Regions from separate parts of the Homo sapiens genome. Here region 2 is linked to region 1. A link is an interaction called in ENCODE POLR2A ChIA-PET data of the cell type or tissue named here. Cell type or tissue: MCF 10A. All regions are shown on one strand. Region 1 has its middle 2.8 kb from the start of LLGL1. Region 2 overlaps MYO15A (myosin XVA).

The links. ChIA-PET counts read pairs that join two places held together with the same protein. Peaks named below come from ENCODE experiments on the same cell type or tissue, not always from the same donor. Only the 100,000 strongest peaks of a DNase experiment are listed, where the experiment ranks them.
Region 2: POLR2A ChIA-PET joins it to region 1 with 5 read pairs; 4 of 35 experiments call an interaction of 5 or more read pairs at or near these places.

The regions. Positions count from the first base shown.
Region 1 is chr17:18,220,840-18,224,839 of GRCh38, reverse strand. No RefSeq gene overlaps it. Among named protein-coding and RNA genes, the nearest start is that of LLGL1, 2.8 kb to the left of the region's middle. In MCF 10A, no CTCF peak of the experiment used is centred here; no DNase peak of the experiment used is centred here.
Region 2 is chr17:18,156,019-18,160,018 of GRCh38, reverse strand. It overlaps MYO15A (myosin XVA), which reads right to left. Exons shown (of 66, transcript NM_016239.4): 48 at 3,683-3,824; 49 at 2,954-3,065; 50 at 2,789-2,863; 51 at 2,119-2,297; 52 at 1,381-1,496; 53 at 1,022-1,094; 54 at 672-744; 55 at 340-413; 56 at 2-84. Among named protein-coding and RNA genes, the nearest start is that of ALKBH5, 26 kb to the left of the region's middle. In MCF 10A, no CTCF peak of the experiment used is centred here; a DNase peak (open chromatin) is centred at 1,758.

The DNA of each region.
Region 1 (4,000 bases):
CGTCTGAACAAAGCTTAGCCCTGCCCCTACTCTCAGGGGCCGTCTGCCTGTCCCCACCCACCTCCCAGGCCTTTTCTCATCTGGACAATGGCCTCGAGGCTGAACCTTTCCTTCCAGGCTGAGGATAGGCCGCCTGGCTCAGGGCTGGGGCTGCGGGAGGTCCTAGAAGCTTAGGTGGGGCAGGTAGGACAGGCCCCAACCCCACCAGCTGTGTCCAGGGAGCAGGAGCTGACCTCTGAGCCCGAGGCGGCTGCCAAGCCTTGGGGCCTGGCTGTCCCCCTCCACCCACGCCAGGCCGGCGGTGTTCAGCCCTTCCCCGTATTTGGGGCTGGATCCGGAAGAGGGCCCAGGAGTGAGTGAGGAGGTGAGAGGAGGGAGAATGACGACAGTAAAGCCCCTAAGTGTCTACTGCGGGGCAGGCGCTGTTCAAAGCCCTTTCCTGGTTTCAGCTGACTTAGTGCTGTCAGTAGCTCTACGAGGGAGCCAACAATATTACCCATCCCAAATGAGGAAGCTGAGACCATCAGCCAAAGGCTGTTAGTTGTTGGCAGAGCTGCTGGACTGAGGAGGATGAGACCCCTTTGGCCACTGGCCACGCCACACCAGCACAGGCAGCAGGGACAGCTCAGAGGTCTGGGTTCTGGTCCCTGCCCTGCCTCACACAGGAAGTGTTAAGAAGTTGCTGGCTGGGCGCGGTGGCTCATGCCTGTAGTCCTAGCACTTTGGGAGGCCTTGGAGGGAGGATCTCTTGACCCCAGGAGTTTGAGACCTGACTGAGCAGTAGGGTGAGATCTCATCTCTACAGAAAAAAAATAAATAAATATTTTTTTAATTAGCTGGGCATGGTGGCCCAGCTGTAAATTCCAGCTACTCAGGAGGTTGAGGCAGGAGGATGGCTTGAGCCCAGGAGGTTGAGGCTGCTGTGAGCTGTGATCGTGCCACTGCACTCCAGCCTGGGCAACAGAGCAAGACCATCTCGAAAAAAAGGCCAGGAGCAGTGGCTCACACCTGTAATCCCAGCGCTTTGGGAGGCTGAGGCGGGCAAATCACTTGAGGTCAGGAGTTTGGGAAAAACCCAGTCTCTACTAAAAATACAAAAAATAGCCGGGCATGGTGGCAGGTGCCTGTAGTCCCAGCTACTTAGGAGGCTGAGGCAGGAGAATCGCTTGAACCCAGGAGGTGGAGCTTTCAGTGAGCCGAGATCATTTGCTCTCCAGCCTGGGCAACAAGCGTGATAAATGAAAAAAACAAACAAACAAACAAAAAAAAAACGTTGATTCACATTCCCACTTTACCATTTGGAAGCTATGTGACCTGGAACAAGTTACCTCAAATTCTCTGTGCCTCAGTTTCCTCATCAGTAAAAATGGTGATAATATTAGTATTTACCTCAAAGGGTTGTTGTGGAGATTAAATGTGTCAGGGTAATATGAACCAGAGCAACTCCATCTTGAATAGGAGGTGGGTAAAATGAGGCTGAGACCTACTGGGCTGCATTCCCAGATGGTTAAGGCATTCTAAGTCACAGGATGAGCTAGGAGGGGGTCGGCACAAAATACAGGTCATAAAGACGTTGCTGATAGAACAGATTGCAGTAAAGAAGCTGGCCAAAACCCACCAAAACCAAGATGGCCACGAGAATGACCTCTGGACATCCTCACTGCTACACTCCCATTAGCGCCATGACAGTTTACAAATGTCATGGCAACGTCATGAAGTTACTCTATATGGTCTAAAAAGGGGAGATATGAATAATCCACGTTTAGCATATCATCAGGAAATGACCACAAAAATAGGCAACTTGGCCGGGCACGGTGGCTCACGCCTGTAATCCTGGCACTCTGGGAAGCCGAGGTAGGTGGATCACCTGAGGTCAGGAGTTTGAGACCAGCCTGACCAACATGGAGGAACCCCATCTCTACTAAAAATACCAAATTAGCCGGGCATGGTGGCACATGCCTGTAATCCCAGCTACTCGGGAGGCTGAGGCAGGAAAATTGCTTGAACCCGGCGGGCGGAGGTTTCAGTGAGCCGAGATTGCACCACTGCACTCCAGCCTAGGCAACAAGAGTGAAAATCCATCTCAAAAAAACAAAGGACAACTCTGCCTATGGAGTAGCCTTTTTTTCCTTTTTCTTTTCTTTTTTCTTTTTTTTTTTTTGAGATGGAGTCTTGCTGTGTTACCCAGATTGCAGTACAGTAGCACTATCTTGGCTCACTGCAGCCTCTGCCTCCCAGGTTCAAGTGATTCTCCTGCCTCAGCCTCCCAAGTAGCTCGGACTATAGGCATGCGCCACCACACTCAGCTAATTTTTGTATTTTTAGTAGAGACCGGGTTTCACCATGTTGACCAGGCTGGTCTTGAACTCCTGACCTCAGATGATCCGCCTGCCTTGGCCTCCCAAAGTGCTGGGATTACAGGCATGAGCCGTTGCACCCGACACCCAATCTCCATTTTTCTTTTTCTTTTTCTTTTTTTTGAGACAGAGAGACAGAGTTTCACTCGGTCGCCCAGGCTGGAGTGCAGTGGTACAATCTCAGCTCACTGCAACCTTTGCCTCCCAGGTTCAAGCGATTCTCCTGCCTCAGCCTCCTGAGTAGCTGGGACTATAGGTCTGTGCCACCATGCCCAGCTAATTTTTTGTATTTTTAGCAGAGACGGGTTTTCACCGTGTTAACCAGGATGGTCTCGATCTCCTGACCTCGTGATCTGCCTGCCTTGGCCTCCCAAAGTGCTGGGATTACAGGTGTGAGCCACCGCACCCAGCCAGCAGTCCCCATTTTTCAATGGGACTTGGTTATTAGGCAGTAAGCAGCCATGCCTTTCCCAACCCCTATCTCACAGTTTTTTGGGGAGCAGGGCAACAGAACTGAGTCGAGACCACAGCTAACCATAGCTCACCGTCCTATGATGGGGCATGCACTGGGGCTGTGGGAGCCCAGAAGAGGCATCTGGCCCAGGGTCAGTGTCCTGCTGGGAGAGGACAGTGCACATGGGTTGTAATGGGTAAGGAGTGTACCTAGTGGAAGGAGCCAGGGGATAGGCAGGGAAGAGTCTCATGGCAAACGGATTCGCAAAGTGTCAGTACCCCCACCCCACAACACACACACACTTGTTAATTCAGATTCTAGGTCCTGCAAATGTGAATGACAGGCGAGTGGGGCCCCAGAATCTGGATTTTAAACCAGCTCCTTTCCCAAATGACCCTGAGGCCTAGCTTGGCCCCATCTGATCAGGTTAAGAGGGGTCAAATGGGTATACAGATACAAATGGGTAAACTGAGGCCTGGGCATGTAGGCCCAGCCTACCCATACCATCAGGCAGGGTTCAGAAATGGCACTAGAGAGGGCACCATCTCCCAGGCTGGGAGGGTCTGGGACACTAATGACTGTTTTTCTGTCCCCTCCCCCGCAAGTCAGGGCAGCCCAGGCCTATGATTACCACAGCAGCCCCAGGGGGCAGAGATTGGCACAGATGGCCATGCCAAGTCAGCTCATTGCTAGAACAAGAAACTGAGGGTCAGGGGAGCCCAGACAAACAACTGAACACAGGGTCCCGGTCATCTCAGGTGCCCACCCATCCTTGGAGCTGGGGGAGGCAGGAGGGTTCCTGAGTCAGCAGCACTGGCAGGGGAAGCTGGTTCTTCCTTCAGCCTCCCAGCCTCAGGTCAATCTCAGGCTAGGGGGGGGCTGCCTTCTCGGCATTTCCTTGGTGGGGTGTCCCCCTCCTCTCACCTCCTCCTAGGCTCCCATAGGGCTCTCACCCAGCTCTGGAGTCCGCCTTCAAATCCCAAGACATCCCCTTGCTCATTGGGTGACCTCAGCTAAACCATGAGTCCACCCTGGGCCTCAATTTCCTCATCTGTAAAATGCAGTAAGGACTAAATGAGATGACTCAAAACAAGATTTGAGGCCGGGCGCGGTGACTCACGCCTGTAATCCCAGCACTTTGGGAGGCCGAGGAGGGCAGATCACGAGGTCAGGAGATAAAGACCATCCT
Region 2 (4,000 bases), 65 kb after region 1:
CTGCTTGGAGCTGGTATTGTCTGTGATCTGCTTCACAACTTGGCAGTAACATTCATCCCGCATGACCTCATGGTCCCCGCACAGCTGAAGGGGGGCAGGGAGGTTACACACCAAAGACATGTGAGGGGCTATGTCATATACCAGGTACATAAGAACAGGGTGGGCACCTGAAGACAGGCCTGGTGTCCCTTTCCCAGCCCCCTCCCCACCAGCATGATGCATTCCTCTTTGGACCATGGGAGAGGTTTCCCACCCTAATGTCCTGTGACTCATTGATAGATGGGGAAACTGAACCACAGAGCAGGAAAGGGGGCATCTGGCAAAGTTGGCTGGACTGACCTTCAGGAGGTTACAAAGCACGTCCAGGTCACTCTGGCCCTTCAGTGGGGCATCCCCCATGAACCTCATTACAGCTGTAGGAAAGACCTATCCCACTCAGACCCACCAAACCCCCAGTTGCCCACCCACCCCAGGAAGCCCCAGGGCTGAGCCCCTCCCTGGGAGCCTTGGCCACAGGCAGCTGGGAGCTTCTATTCTCTTAAATGTGTTCCATGTCTGAGCTGGCGGGAGGGAAAGAATCTGAAGATCAGGGAGGAGTGGCAACCAGTAGAGATCACACAGTGCTGGATCCCACCTAGCCCAGAGCCCTGGCTGCAGTCCCACTCCCACACCTAGGAACATGTCGGTGGCCATCTTGCTGAGGCTGCTGTCGCTGAGTTCGATGAGGGATTCCTGGAGGGGAGTCTGTGGGGGAAGAGGGCTGTGTCATGATGGAGGAGGGACACGTCAGAACAGAAAGGGGACACATTGTGTTCCAAGGCCATATGATAACAGGAGGGTCCACGTCACAAAAGGGGAGCCAGGCCCAACACTGGGGACAGAGGCTGTCCTTGGGAGGGAATCAGGGTGCTGAGAATCAGAGGGTCTCACTGAGAACAAGTTTGTTGGCCCCAGGGGCCTGGGAGGGGGCCCCTGCATCACCATTTTACAGATGGGGAAACTGAGGTCCGGGACTGGACACCTTGGTGAAGCAAAGCATGTCCTCCAAGGTTCTGGACTCCCGAGGCTCCTTGGATTTCAGCCTGAGGCCATCCCTGCAGTGGGAGGTGGGTGCTACTGACCTGTCCTGCCCAAGCCTTGGCTACATCCTTTTCCACATGGGAAAGAACCCCCAGGGAGGGGGTTCTTGACCCACCACTGATCAGTCTACCGGTCACGAAGACCCCCAGAGGCAGGCACTGAAATGAGCCTCACACCTGGGTGGTCTCTCATCTCTCCCACCAGAAGTGGGGCCTCCGAGACTGACAGCCTGCAGTTTGGATGGCAGCAAGAAGCCCAGCACCCTCCCACTGTGGGAAGAGGGGTGGGGCCGCCACTCACTGGGGTCTCCTCTGAGGGTCTCGGAAATACTTCTGGGCAAACTCGAGCATTGTGTAGGGTGGGAGCGCCAGGGCGTCCTCCCCATGGTCAGCAGAGCGGGCCCTGACTGGGGGACCCTGCAGAAGAGGCGGAGCTAGGAAGGCCCAGTCCGGCCACACCACGCCTAGCCCTTCGGTCAAAACTGACAACGCAACCCCTAGCTGACTGGACCCAGATTCTCAAGCCGCCCACCCACCCATCCCTGTGGACCCACCCGCATCCCGTTGTTCTTACCCCTTCAGCCCGCCCACGCCTTTTACTTGCTGTGCTAACCTGGCTCCCTGCCCCACTTGGCCACGCCCTTGCCCGGGGTTGACTTCCGCAACTGCCACGTCACAGCTGACCCCGCCCCTCGCTAGCTCCACAAGCCGCCCACTCACCTGGCACCGCCCCAAACCCAGTAGACTTCACCAACTGGCGGGCCCCGGCTGGTCTGACCCCATTGTCCTGATTACAACCAGCTGATCTTCATCCTTCCCTACCCCATTTGGCCACACCTCCAACCATCTCTGGTCCCATCTCCCGGGTCTCACCTGCGGCTCACTCTACCTGGTTCACCCTCACACTAGTCCAAGATCAGCCACGCCCCAAGAGCCTGGCCAGGCCCTTGGCCCACCTTATCCCCACTCGCCTCACCCCTTCTGCAGCGGCCCCTTCCCCCTGGTCTACCCCGCCCCACCCCACCCACACTGGTCTCACCTCTCTCCTGCGGCCCACCTCCTGTGCAGCGGCTGCAGAGGCCACAGCAGCGGCCACGGCGGCTGCTCGGCCGCGGCCTGGCTCCGTTGGCAGCTGCAGGAAGTCGGGGGCAGCAGCGGGCTGCACCAGCTCCGAAGGGAAGCGGCCCACGCGCCCGTGGATGGTCCCGAACCTCCAGCCTAGGGGTGGGTAAAAGGTCTGAGGCAAACAGGAGGGTCTTGTCTTGTGACTAAGGGGGTCCTTTAGGGAGATTTGGGAACATTCTTAACCCTTCTCTGGAACTCTATGAGGCAGGCCAGGCCATCAAACCCATTTTACAGATGAGGAAACAGGCTCAGGGAAAGAAAGGGATTTTCTCAGGGCCACAGGACCATAAAGGGGAAGTGAAGCAAAAAGGCAAAGCAGGGTTTGTGGACTCTCAGGTCATGTGGAGACATAAAGAGAGATTCAGGCCACAAACATGGAAATGCCCACGGAGACCCCTCAGGCAAAGCAGAGGGCTGGGCTGTCTGGCCACCAACAGATACTGACAGGCCACGGCTGGACCTTAGGAGACCTGACCAGCCCAGGCCACTTTCGGGCACCAAGAAACCCTCACTGTGCATCTGCACCACGAGTGGGTGAAACTAGGATGCGCCCCGTATGGGGTTCCAGGTTCTGGGGCACACACCAAAGTCGGGGCCTCTACGTCGCAGCTCCTCCAGGTACACCACCTTCCTGCGAACCACGCAGCCAGCACTGTAGCCTATGGGCCAGGCTCGGGTCAGCATCTGCCAGGGAGGCCCCCTTGGCCAGCCTCCCCCTCCTGCCCCCAGCCCACCCCAGTGGCACTGACCCACTCGAGGTGGCTCTAGGGGCTGCAGGTGTATGATGTCACCCTTGTGGAAAGCCAGCAGCGCAGGGTCCTCAGGCAGGAAGTTCCTCACAGCGACCACGTAGTCAGAGTCCTGGGTCAGCCAGAGGCAGGGTGAGGGCAACAGCCCTATCACCCCACTCCCAGAGGCCTAGGGCCACCCCTGCTCCTCACATCCTTCCTGACTCATCAGGGAAGGGAGCCTTCATTAGGTGAGAAGAGGGAAGGGCATTCTGGGTGGAAGAAAGGGCTGGAGGGTGAGTCTGAGGGACACAGATGGACTTTAGGGCACACACATAGGCCTTCCCCACTCAATCCCTCACAGACTTTCCTGCTGAAGTCTTCCTCGGGCCTGGGGCACAGAGATGACCTGCCCTAGGCCTGGGGGCTGCCAGTCAGGAGTGGGCAGAGGGGATGGAAAGAGATTGTGATGCAGTGGGCGGGCCATGCAGCCAAGGCAGGAGGGTAAGGAGTACAATTGCTGCAGACCTCAGAGGAGGTGCTGTGCCACCCGGCAGGGGGCACTGGCAAAGGTTTTCTGAAGGAGCAGGCAAAAGGGAGAAAGGGTATTCCAAGTGGAAGGCACAGCCAGTGCAAAGGCCTTAAGGTAGACAGAAATCTATGGACACAGTCATATTTCCCTGGAACAGGGAGATCCCTGTTGCTGGCCCTCAGCCTGGGTGGAGGGAAGATCTGTGAGAAGATCCTGACCTTCTTCAGCTCCAAGATGAAGTCATCTACCAGGGTCTTGACCTGGTGCGCTCGGGCTGAGAAGAGGATGACCTTCTCACTGGCCAGGTTGAACTCCAGCATGTTCTGGGAGGGCATGGTCACAAACAGGATATCTGCAAAGCTGGAGGATGGGCCGGTGGCATGACTCCCCTGCCAGAGGGATGCCCTCCTTCCACCTATTGTGCTGCTTCTGATCCTGTCCTGCCCCATTTGAAGCCCAGCCCCACCTTGGCCCCATTGTGCCAGCTCCCACAGAACCCTAAGCTTCCTGCTTCCCCTCTCTGACCCAGGCTGTGG